2 separate regions of the Mus musculus genome follow, and region 2 is linked to region 1. A link is a contact called in ENCODE Hi-C or POLR2A ChIA-PET data. All regions are on one chromosome and are shown on one strand. The core of a region is the stretch at or near the end of the contact, and the rest is flanking DNA. Distances in the headings are between cores, read along the strand shown.

Evidence for each region. A loop is a pair of places that touch in the nucleus more often than their neighbours do. ChIA-PET counts read pairs that join two places held with the same protein, here RNA polymerase II (POLR2A).
Region 2: a map of heart shows a loop between it and region 1 (4-fold over the local background). The contact joins the enhancer-like site here to the promoter of 1700127F24Rik in region 1. A Hi-C loop is called at or near these places in 12 of 37 maps with a recorded cell type or tissue (Patski, adrenal gland, gastrocnemius and 2 more). POLR2A ChIA-PET finds 5 or more read pairs at or near these places in 2 of 5 experiments (both embryonic stem cell).

Annotation. Positions count from the first base shown.
Region 1 is chr12:112,873,684-112,879,107 of GRCm38, reverse strand. 1700127F24Rik (a long non-coding RNA gene) reads left to right here and starts at 3,282. Exons shown (of 6, transcript XR_873068.2): 1 at 3,282-3,495; 2 at 3,718-3,834; 3 at 3,946-4,046; 4 at 4,408-4,964.
Region 2 is chr12:112,914,440-112,919,863 of GRCm38, reverse strand. Jag2 (jagged 2) reads left to right here. Exons shown (of 26, transcript NM_010588.2): 6 at 2,925-3,055; 7 at 3,141-3,260; 8 at 3,417-3,530; 9 at 3,871-3,984; 10 at 4,146-4,259; 11 at 4,347-4,393; 12 at 4,493-4,666; 13 at 5,357-5,424. Among named protein-coding and RNA genes, the nearest start is that of Mir6941, 3.4 kb to the left of the region's middle. Within about 2 kb of position 3,395, at least 2 of the 3 ENCODE cell types and tissues checked have a DNase peak (open chromatin) inside an H3K27ac peak, as active enhancers do; they include gastrocnemius and heart, where a contact is called at or near this core.

The sequences.
Region 1 (5,424 bases), core at 2,033-4,532:
AGTTTGAAGCCAGTCTGGGCTTCCTTGGAACCAAATAACCCTTATCCTAGAGACTGGCTTCAGTGGCTTGGTGTGACATGGACAGTGAGCCTTGTGGGAGACCACTGTAGGAATCTGGAAATGTCCAACATGCAGGGATAATTCCTTACACAAAGGTCCCTCCTGAAGACCAGAGGGAGGGTCAGGCTACAAGGGGCGCTTGAGTGTTGCTCCTCTGTTCAAATACCTCTCATGGCTCCCAGCTGCCTCCTGATGATGCTAAAGCCCAGTCCCCACCCTGTACCCCATTTCTCCACCTGAGGATTCCATACATTTTTTCCTGGTCCACCCTTGTCGCTCTCTACTCTCTGCCTTTTAACTCAACCCAGAGGCCACACCCCATGTGCACTTCCTGCCTCTCCCTCCTCTGTGCCCTACTATAACCACGATGTCACCCATAATTCCTGTTAAAGGATCTCTCTGAGGGGTACTGATCCATCCAGTGCTAACCCTGAGTCTGCACGCAGATGGGTCACACGATGGTCGGCTTGTGTGAAGGAGGGGACAGCTGGGAGCTCAGTCCACTAGTTTTCCTACAGCTGAGCCCTCAAGCCCAGGGAGGCTATGTTCACCTCAGGTTACAGCAGGGTTGGTACGACTTAAGTCAATGATGAAGGTTCTAGAAGGGTTTGTGGTCACATGAGGGATGAAACACACAATCCTAAAATATGCTTCTTCGATCACCATGCTTTCAGGTGCTCCCAGCACCCACCACTGGCCTCCTTCCCCACAGTCTGTGCCTCATGCAGGAACCTCTGAGTTCCTGGGCTCTACAGCCTGCTTCCAGCTCCTCTTCCATCAGAACTATAGAGAAACTCCACTAAATTCTCTACCCAATAGTAATCTCAGTTGGCCAGTCGGTCGCCTTCTGCAGCCATGAGCTGCAGCAGCCACCTGGCTCTAGACACCTATAATTTGGGAGATCAGTCTCCGAAGCCTTGCCCTAGGCTAGCCTAGCCACTTTCCTGAGGGTCTGTCAGTCCATTGCATCACGTTAAGTGCCAAGCCTGCACTGGCTAGGAACTGGAGCACGACTTAAGGGTTACAGCCATCGGAAGGGCTCCTGGCAGGGTCCAGTCCTTGCTGAAGGGATCCTCTGCCTCTCCAGTCAGCAAAGGCGCAGCACAGACCTGAGACAGCCTATGAACCCCGCCCAACAGCACCCCAGCCTCGCCAGGTATGCACCGGGCCGGGGGCGGACGCTGGAGCGCGGTCGGCTGGGCCCGCCAGAACAAGCTCAAGGACCGCGCGCACAAAGGCGCATTCCGCCGCACCCCTGCTCTCTGCCCCACGCTGTCCGCTTCCCGCCTGCCTCTCTGGGTCTCTCCCCGCCTTCGCTGGGGGTGTGTCGCGATCAGGGTCCTCTCCTCCCCGCCCTACCCCCAACTCGGGCGCCCTACCCGGCGGGCGGCGCGCAGGCGCGGGCTTGTCTGACCCCCGTGCTGGAATCTGCTTGCGGGCCCCGTCCCACCCCCCTACTCCATTCTGTCCCGAGGGAGTCAGCGGCCACGAGGGACCTGGGTGGCTCAGGAGTCCTGCCACATAGTTTTTCCGTTCCCTGGGAAACTTCCTACACCCAGTAGGCCCTTTTAGGACCCCTTCTCCCGGGTTGAGAGTTCCTTCCTTGTGTCCTTCTCACCCCCAACCTAGGAGGCAAAGGACCCCGTGGAGTTCCTATTCTGAGTTTCCGCAGCAGACGCTCTACTTGAACGAACATGGCAAGACTCTCGCACTCGGTGGCCAGGTAGACACTGGCGGTAAGGACTGACCAGGAGTGACAACACCAACCCGAGGCAGGTAGCCCACAGAAGCAGCGAGGCTCACCTCGGCTCAGTCCTCCAAGGCTCTAAGCAATGCCAGATGGCTTCCGTGGCTCGACTAGAAAAGCGTAGTGAGGCCACTTGGAAGGATGGAGTAAGTCCAAAGCCCACTCCAACCACCACAAGTGTGGAAACAGGATATTCATTACTGTCATTCTATCCAGTAAATGGGGAAACTGAGGCAAGTGATCTCTCCAGATGGCTGCGCATCTCAGGAGCTCCCATAACCTCTGGAGACCACCTCTGGTGGACTCCGGAACTAGCCCATCCCCTTGGGTTCTGAGACGCTGCCCTTGTCTTCCTGGGCTTAGAGGGTGCCTCTCCTTCCCTCTAGTCGATCCCATGTCCCAGGATTAGTTGTTGAGAGAGATTGGAGATAGGCAAACTACCACCCAGCTCACAGCGACCACGAGAGAAACCGTACTAGAAGAGTCTCGGATTTCCTTGTCTGGCTGCAGCCCTGACCGGCATCAGGCTGCACATTGGGTAGTAAGGAGTCAATCACTGCTGGTGCTAGAACTCCAAGATAGAGCCAGAACTCTAGGAGCCAGAGTTCGAGAGCCTGGGGAGTCGAGACTAGCCCCGCCTCCATCTTGCGCCTGGGCCGGGCTGGCAGGGTTTGGGCGTGGCCCGCTAGCTGGAGTTGGCCGGGATCAAAGGGCGGAAAGCGGGCCTCCGCCCACACCCACTGAGACAGGAATCTGTGGCCCAGGGGGACAGAATCTTCAGCCACATTCCGGGTGCCCGGGGCCCAGCAAGGCAAGGGTGGGGCGGAGCTGGAGTGCCAAGACTGGCATCACGGAGCGTGGGAAAGACTGCGCTACCAGCACTCAGCTCCAGCTGCCTGGGAGGCAGGCGGTAACTTTTGCCAGATCCAGGCGGTGGCCTTGCCCAATCTGGCTGCCCTGGATGGCATTAGGCAGGAGGGTCAAAGGGGGTCCACACTGCCAATCCAATTCCTGCCTGTTGTACTGGCTCTGGGCTGGTAGGGCCACAGTGGGGAGGGGGCACTGTTAGGTGGGCATTCTACAGTTGCATCAGGCAGCAGGGGTTCTTTATAGGAGTCGATGGAGTTTTGCAAACTCTCCTCCCGCTGAGTAATAGGAACCTGCCTGTAAACAGCAGCCCTGAAGCCCCTGTACTGGCTGAGGATAGACCCCTGGTCCCAGGGTCCAATTATTGCTTCCTCACACCACCATCAACCTCAAGGTCAAGTAACATTCCTGGAGTCATGCAGCAAGCTGGACGCAAGCTAGACACAAGCTGGTTCAGGGTAAACTTGGAAAATTCTGAGGCCCAAGTCTTCCAGCCCTAAGTGTCAGGACCAATGATGTCCCTTTCTCTGGCACGTGTCCTCAGTGGGAGAATGGCATCACAATACTACCTCCCTGAGTCGTCATGATGATGTGAGGTCCCAGCCAACACTCTGCCTCCGGAGCCCTCTCTGGCTCCAAGAACATGGTCTCCCACCTTATCTGTGGAGCTGGGTGCCCCCTGGTGGCCGCAGTGTTGACTTAGGTTTTAGGCTAGCTTTCCCAGCCTATGTCCGCGTGCCAGAGGAGGCCAGCTGGTCTCATCACTGCTCGTCTGGGAGAACGTACTCAGCTTGGACCTTCGGGTGACCATGCTGAAGGAGGTGTGGGTCAGGCTGAGGTGTTTGGTCCTAGACTCCGTTTTCTATGACACAAAACTTGGGAAACCCACAGTGACCTAGCATAGGGGTTCTGGGACTAGACATTTATAGCCATCTATATGGTTTGGGACATGAATACGTGGGTAAGGCTTTGGTGACTAATGCATAAGAGCATGCACCTGTGCCTGTCTGTCTACACTTAGTCTGACACTCTCTTGCTCCCAGAGCCCAGAGCATCATGATAAAGCAACTGAGCAGCTGCTGAGGAGGTTCGGGAGAGGTGGCTCCGTAGGGGCTCCTGTGGTTTGCTCCCAGAAACTGCGACAATGACACATTCATCAGGTATTGTCCCATCGTGACATGGAAATAAAACCTTTTGCATAGATTGGTAGATAGAGGCACAAACCATTTGGTAAAGTGGCTGCAATTCACTGCCCTCTTGGCTTTCTCTAGTGGCTGTTTTGTAGCCCTCACCTGGCATCTTTGGCAGAGATGGATTCCCCTACTCAGTGAGTGAGGGACTCTGAGGAGGTTGGCCTAGAAGAAGGAAAGAGGTTTGTGTGCATCTGGGGTGGGGGTGGGGGGAATCCCATCTCTTCCTGATCTTACCCTCCCTAGCCCAGCAGGCCCAGGGTAGAAGTTGTTGGGACCACAACGAAGCCTCCTGAAACTCCCCTGCAATGTGCTCAGAGGGTCCCTATGAGTCCAGTGGTTTGATAGGCAGAACTGGGTTCCCAGAAGGGAGGGAGTCGGGGCTGGTCCTATGGAGTGGTTAGGGGTAAAGAAGTTAGATTTAGTCTTACTCCACCTGAGTGCTTATGAGGCTCATCTTTCCTAGGGAGGGGACAGACAGAGAGGGGATCAATCGGGAATCTCGCCTCTTCTTGGTCTTGCCCTCTTCTCCCCTTGTCACAGATCTGTGCAAGTCATCAAGTCTCCAGTGTCACGAATAACTGGTTTCTGTGCAAAACTCTATGTTGGGAGGGCTGCATCTGGGTGAGAATGCATTACACCTGGATTTCTGAATCTGCAAATTGAGAACAATAGCAATCCGTACTTCACCCGGTTATTTTGCAAATACAACATAGGCGAAGGCTTGGTGCGCTCCTAGCATTTCTGCCTGGACATCAGGCTGCGGTCCGCCAGACGCGCATGTGCGGGAACCTCAGGAAGTCAGAGCGGGTCACTCAGGTTCGCTCTAGACAGCGAAGGCGGAGACGAAATTCTGCCCTTTACCTGCTGAGGCTCGCTCAGGGGTTGTGGACTCCCCCGCTGACGCCTGGGCAAGCCCCAGCGTGCTCCACTCTCCGTAGGGTATGGGTGGGAGTGGGCTCTTGGCCCTAGGCTGCCGGACGGCCAAGAGCTTACCCAGGAGGCGGAGGAGAAGGGGGGTAACCTAGCTCAAGGACCAGAGGCATGTGGAGCAGGTCGTGGAGCAGATTGTGACATTCCCAGCGAGAAGAGACTGGCCTGTAAGCTCCAGCTCAAAGGGCCGCGTAGGGGCTGGGGGCGTGGGGGTTGATACACTCTGGATCCCAGCCAGAAGGAGCAGCAAGTTTTAGGATCCCGGATGAGCAGGAAAGTCTCCCGAACGGCGGAGGCTGGGGGAGTCTTTTTTTTATCTGCAAGAAAAATCGCTATCCATGTGTGTGTGTGTGGTGGGGGCGCAGGACTGTGGGAACTTTCAGAGGTGATCCCACGGAAGAGTTGATAGCAGAGCACTGACAGTGCTGGGGACAGAAGCAAGCCTTGGAAGCTGGTTGAGCAGGTGTCACACACACCCATTTGTGCTCCCCATCCTGAGGCCGAGCAGACTTGGGAAAGTGGGCTGGAGCCAGGCAAGGAGCCCTCCGCTAATCTATGAGCATGTGCAAGGACTGTCATAGCCACCAGGTGGCAGGCTGCCAGGCCACTGTTGGAAACCTAAACAGA
Region 2 (5,424 bases), core at 2,146-4,645, 41 kb before region 1:
GTGGCATGTCCAGTGACATTTTCTCCATGGGACAGCTAGAAGGGGACAAGGGAAGGTGGCCAGGTAGTCACATCACCAAGAAGCAAAGGCTAAGGGGTATGTGTGTGCGTGCATGCTTGTGCAAGTGTGTGTGCATGCAAGCGTGTGTGTGTGTGTGTGTGTGTGTGTGTGTGTGTGTGTGTGTGGTATGCATACATATGAGCACTACATAAATGTGAGGAATCTGGTGCCCAGGTGAACACAGTAGGAAGTCACCGTGGCGTGCTAGTGGGAGAAACTGACATGATTCTGCAGAGAGAGGCTTAGGGGGAAGAGGAGCCCTATCAAGAGAGGCTGAGGAGAACCACACAGCGTGGCAGTGAGGAAGAAGAGAGCAATGGGCCAGTGGGGTGGAGGGGTGGGATGGACCTGCAGACGTTCTGAGGAATAGGAATTTGATGATGAGTTTGGTTTAGGAGGAGGGGGGTGCAGTCAAGCAGGAGCTGTAAACCTGCTAGCTTGAGCCACTAAACCATGGATTTGTGGTGGCTGAGGTAGGGATGATTGTCAGAGAGGCGGGCTAGTGTGTGCCAAGCAGGGCGCATTGGACAGGCCTGGCCTTAAGGCAGCACAGAGTCAGGTGGAGAGGAGGGGCTGGGAATGGCTTGGCCTGCAGCACTTGGAGGCATGTAGACAGACAGGTGAGGAGGACAGAGAGGGGATCCTGCAGCCCAGAGCAGAGTAGAAGCCATTGGGGCTCATGAAGGTGATGGAGGTGATGAGGCTAAGTTAGGGGTAGAGGATAGAGAGAGGCAAAGGTCGGCACCCTGGGATGTGTGAGTTGGGAACGTGGGGGCCCAGGGGGTTGGAGGGTGTAGGAAAAGAGTTAGAGATGAGCATCTTAGACTCAGGGGAGCCACAGCAGTAGGCCTGCCAAGGCCCTCCTGCCATCCTGGTTCTCACTGTCCCTGGGTGCCCTCTGAGCAGTGGGTATACCTCGTGTGTTTTCGGATGAGGACGATGGGGACGTGTACTGTTTGGTCGGGAGAGGCTGGCCAGGGAGTTGGGGAGTTGAGATGGGCTGGGGGAGGGGTTGTATAGTGGCATTAGTGATGTGTTCAGCAGCTAGGCTGGTCCCTGGGCAGAAAGAGATGGGTGTGCAGTGGAGACATCCCAGGTGCCACTTGCACACAGTGTGGTTTCAGACAGTCTTGGCAGGACTCAAGGCAGTGCAAGGAGCACCTGTCTCAGGATGGGCTGGCTTCTTACTCCAGGAGCCACATCCAAGGAGGGAGATGGGGGGTGGGACAGGCAGCAGAAATCGTCCATCCACACAGCCCTCTGCCCCAGTGCAGTCTTTCACAGCCCGGCTCTGAGCAGTGTGCTGGAGTTGGGCGTGGGTTCTGGGCAGATGTGCCCCACTGGTGGTAAACACAGGAGCCTACTCTTAACCCCACACTCACTCTGTAGCCCAAGGTATATTACGGTATCTTGGCGGCTATACCAGCAGCATCCCAAAGTGGTCAGTGCTGGAGGGAGATGAAAGATGAGGCAACGTCCCTCCGTCCCTCCGTGCAGAAAGGCTGTGGGTAGCACACAGGCAGGAGCCCTGGGGAGGAAAGCAAGGGTAGGGGGTGGTAGGTGAGTGCCACCCTCTCCCTGGGCCAGAGGGTGAGGCCAAGTGGCCTCCTGCTGTCCAGAGCTCAGGTTTCAGCAGAGGACACCCCTCCCCAGCCGGATGCTACTGCGGAGATGGCCGTGCTTTCCTGCCACCCTCCCCAGGCCCTGGAACGGCTGGCAGGAAAGCCACAAGGTGGGGTCTGGTGTGGGATGGCCCGCCCAGGGTGGAGAACCTGCCCTTGGGGCTCACGGGGTCTGGGCTCAAAGCTAGCCTTGGTGTTCCCTGGTGAATGACCCAAGGCTAGTCCCAGCCCTCTCTGCCCCTCGACTCCCCGTATCACCTGGAGAGAAGACTCCCAAGTAGAGACAGGGGAGGCCTACTGTGGACCTGCCTTGGACGTTCCGGGCTGGACCCTGGAGCCAGCCTCAGTTTCCCTATGTGAGCCTGGGTGAGCCGGGCTGATAAGTGCCTGTGTGCGTGGCTCCAGGGCAGCTCAGGAAGGGCTGTGGTTTTTCCTTCTATAAAAATAACTCCTGTGGCGGGTGTCAGCGTGGAAGTGACGTGGCCTGCACGTCATTCCTGCCCCACAGGACCTTAGCCTTTAAGGAAGGGGCCCCCAGAGTCTTGTCCAGGGCCCAGAGGGCAGCCCTACTGGAGCCCTGTACTCTCGCACCTGCTGGTTCTGTGCTGGCCACCTACTTACATCCTGAGGGACTCCCCAGAGGCTACACTAGTCCCCAGTGTGGTCAGAGCCAGGTCGTAAGATTACGGCCTCTGACGAGGTCTTCGGGTCTATGTGTTGGGTTCAGCCCCACTCAGTGTGGCGCTCCCATAGGGCTGGCTGGGCAGCCACTGGGTTGGACTGTCCTAGGAGTCAGAGAAACCTCTGCCCTTGAGTAGCAGTGAGGATATGGGCGGCACCCAAGGTCACAGAGCCCTTGGACCAGGGTAGCTAGGATCTCTCCTGATGCCTCTTCATCCCTCTCAGATCCCAGTTGCTGCTGTGTCCCAGCAGCACCTGGTGAGCAGCACCTGGCACTGTACCCCTGGGCCTCCCCCGGCTGGGCCTTCCTTCCAGGCGCCTGGCTCAGAGCTGAGTCCTAGAATAGCTCAGGGGGAGTGACGGGACAGCTGGGCTGACCATCTCGGCCAGTGGCCGGGAATGCCTGTGACAGCGAGACTGGCCGGCAGGCCGTAACCCCTGCTTGGTTCAGAGCTGTTCTCTGGGACCACCACCCAGTAGGGGTAGCCTGCACTTCTGTGCCTGCCTCCCATGCCCCTTCCTCATCTGCCCGGCTGATGGCCTCGTCGCTCGGTCCCCCAGGTGCAGCTACGGCTGGCAGGGCAAGTTCTGTGACGAGTGTGTCCCCTACCCTGGCTGCGTGCATGGCAGCTGTGTGGAGCCCTGGCACTGTGACTGTGAGACCAACTGGGGTGGCCTGCTCTGTGACAAAGGTAGAGAGATGGTGGGCAGTGGGCAGGGCCAGGCCTTAAGCTCTGACACTGGGCCCATCCCTGAGAGCCCTACCCTTGTGCCCAGACCTGAACTACTGTGGCAGCCACCACCCCTGTGTCAACGGGGGTACCTGCATCAATGCTGAGCCTGACCAATACCTCTGCGCCTGCCCAGATGGCTACTTGGGCAAGAACTGCGAGCGGGGTAGGTTGGAATGCTGTCTCTCGGGGAGCCTGGCTGAGGCCTTTCTTCACTGCCTTGTACAGTGGGCTGTACCCCTGTGAACTCTGGGTCTGGTGGGCTCGGGGAAGCGTGCTCAAGTTCAGTGGGCATCGCTCCACTCATGTTCTGGTTCTGCAGCTGAGCACGCCTGTGCCTCCAACCCGTGTGCCAATGGGGGCTCTTGCCACGAAGTGCCATCTGGCTTTGAATGCCACTGTCCGTCAGGATGGAACGGACCCACCTGTGCGCTCGGTGAGTGTCTGGGGGCTTCACAAGGTAGGAGTGGGTAGCACTTCGGGGTGTGGACAGAGTGGTTGAATCCGCTGCACAGCAGACACTGCAGCCAAACAATCGGTTCCTGCTGCTTTACATGGGACTGTGACTCCCTGCTGCAGACTGAGACCCCGTGTACTGTGTCCCTACTCACTGACCACACCCCATGTCCTCTGTCCATGGGTCTACACTAACTAGACACGATCCCACGTTCACTGGCCATAGTCTGTACCCGTTGACTTCGTCCTCTCATTTGCTGGCCACACCCTTACCTACCTACCTCTTTTTCATTCTCTCTCTTCCTCCTCCCCCACTGCAGACATTGATGAGTGTGCCTCTAACCCATGTGCAGCGGGTGGTACCTGCGTGGATCAGGTGGACGGCTTCGAGTGCATCTGCCCGGAGCAGTGGGTGGGGGCTACTTGCCAGCTGGGTAAGGGCTCCCTGGGGGGGACTGTCTGTGCATGGGTTGTGTGCTGTGCATGTGGCTGCTGCTGCTGCTGCTGCTGGCACTGCTGGGGCTGCGGGCGTCAGGTGCAGGGCCCAGTGGGTGAGTGGGGCCCGAGCCCCACAGCTCCCTTGTCTCATTCACAGACGCCAATGAGTGTGAAGGGAAGCCGTGCCTTAATGCTTTTTCTTGCAAAAACCTGATTGGCGGCTATTACTGTGATTGCCTCCCGGGCTGGAAGGGCATCAACTGCCAAATCAGTCAGTATGGGTGGGCGGCGCCGGTGGGCGGGGCTGGGGAGCACAGAGGGCCCCCCTGACCCCACCCGCATGCCCTTCTGCCTCCAGACATCAACGATTGCCATGGGCAGTGTCAGCATGGGGGCACCTGCAAGGTAAGGGGGCTGCCAAGTCTGGGAGGGTGGAATGTGGCTGGAGGAGGCAGGCAGGGTTGTATGAGGTTCGCTCACCCACCCACCTGTCCACACACCTAGGACCTGGTCAATGGGTACCAGTGTGTGTGCCCGCGGGGCTTTGGAGGTCGCCATTGCGAACTAGAGTACGACAAGTGTGCCAGCAGCCCCTGCCGCCGGGGTGGCATCTGTGAGGACCTGGTGGATGGCTTCCGCTGCCACTGCCCACGGGGCCTCTCTGGGCTGCACTGTGAGGTAATAACCTAGAGGGGCTTTGGTGGGAGCCCTGTCTAGGAGGGTCACCAAAGCCAGGCTTGTCCCTTGTCTCAACAATCTTATATGCTTCACTCCCTGTATGGGACCGTGCAGAGGGGAAGCCTGCAAGAAGGACCCCCAAAGGCAGAATTGCATATTTTATGTGTGGACATCATGGGTCAAGGGTGGGCCTGGGAAGAAACGGGTGATTTTCCACACGGCTGCTACCCTGACCCCTGTTGGGTGATCTCCCTTGTCCTGAGCTACACATGGTTTTGCTCTGGCCTTGTGGGCTTCTTAGTGGCCCGTGGCAGAGGCCTCTGACTTCGGGTCCCCAGAGCATGGTGGTGCTGGCTGTAGGAAGGACCTCTCTTGGCTCTGAGGGCAGCCTGGCAACATGGGGGTCAGAAGCTGGCCTTCCTGCCGGCGGGAGGAGCCAAAACCGGATGCTGTCTGTGGGAGGCAGAGGAAGCTTGGCTGCTGTGGAGGCGAGGGCGGCAGGAGGGGGCTGGTGGCCCACAGGTGTTTCCGTCCAGCTGACGGTGCTCAGACATTCTTGGGTGGGTGGGAGCTTCAAGCTCAGCTTGGCACCGCTGGGTCTAAGGCAGAGAGGCCTGGTTGTCTATACGAAACAGTGCTTCTATATAGAGCTGGATACTCACAAATACATCCCCCACTCCTTACCTGCAGGTGGACATGGATCTCTGTGAACCAAGCCCCTGCCTCAACGGTGCTCGCTGCTACAACCTTGAGGGTGA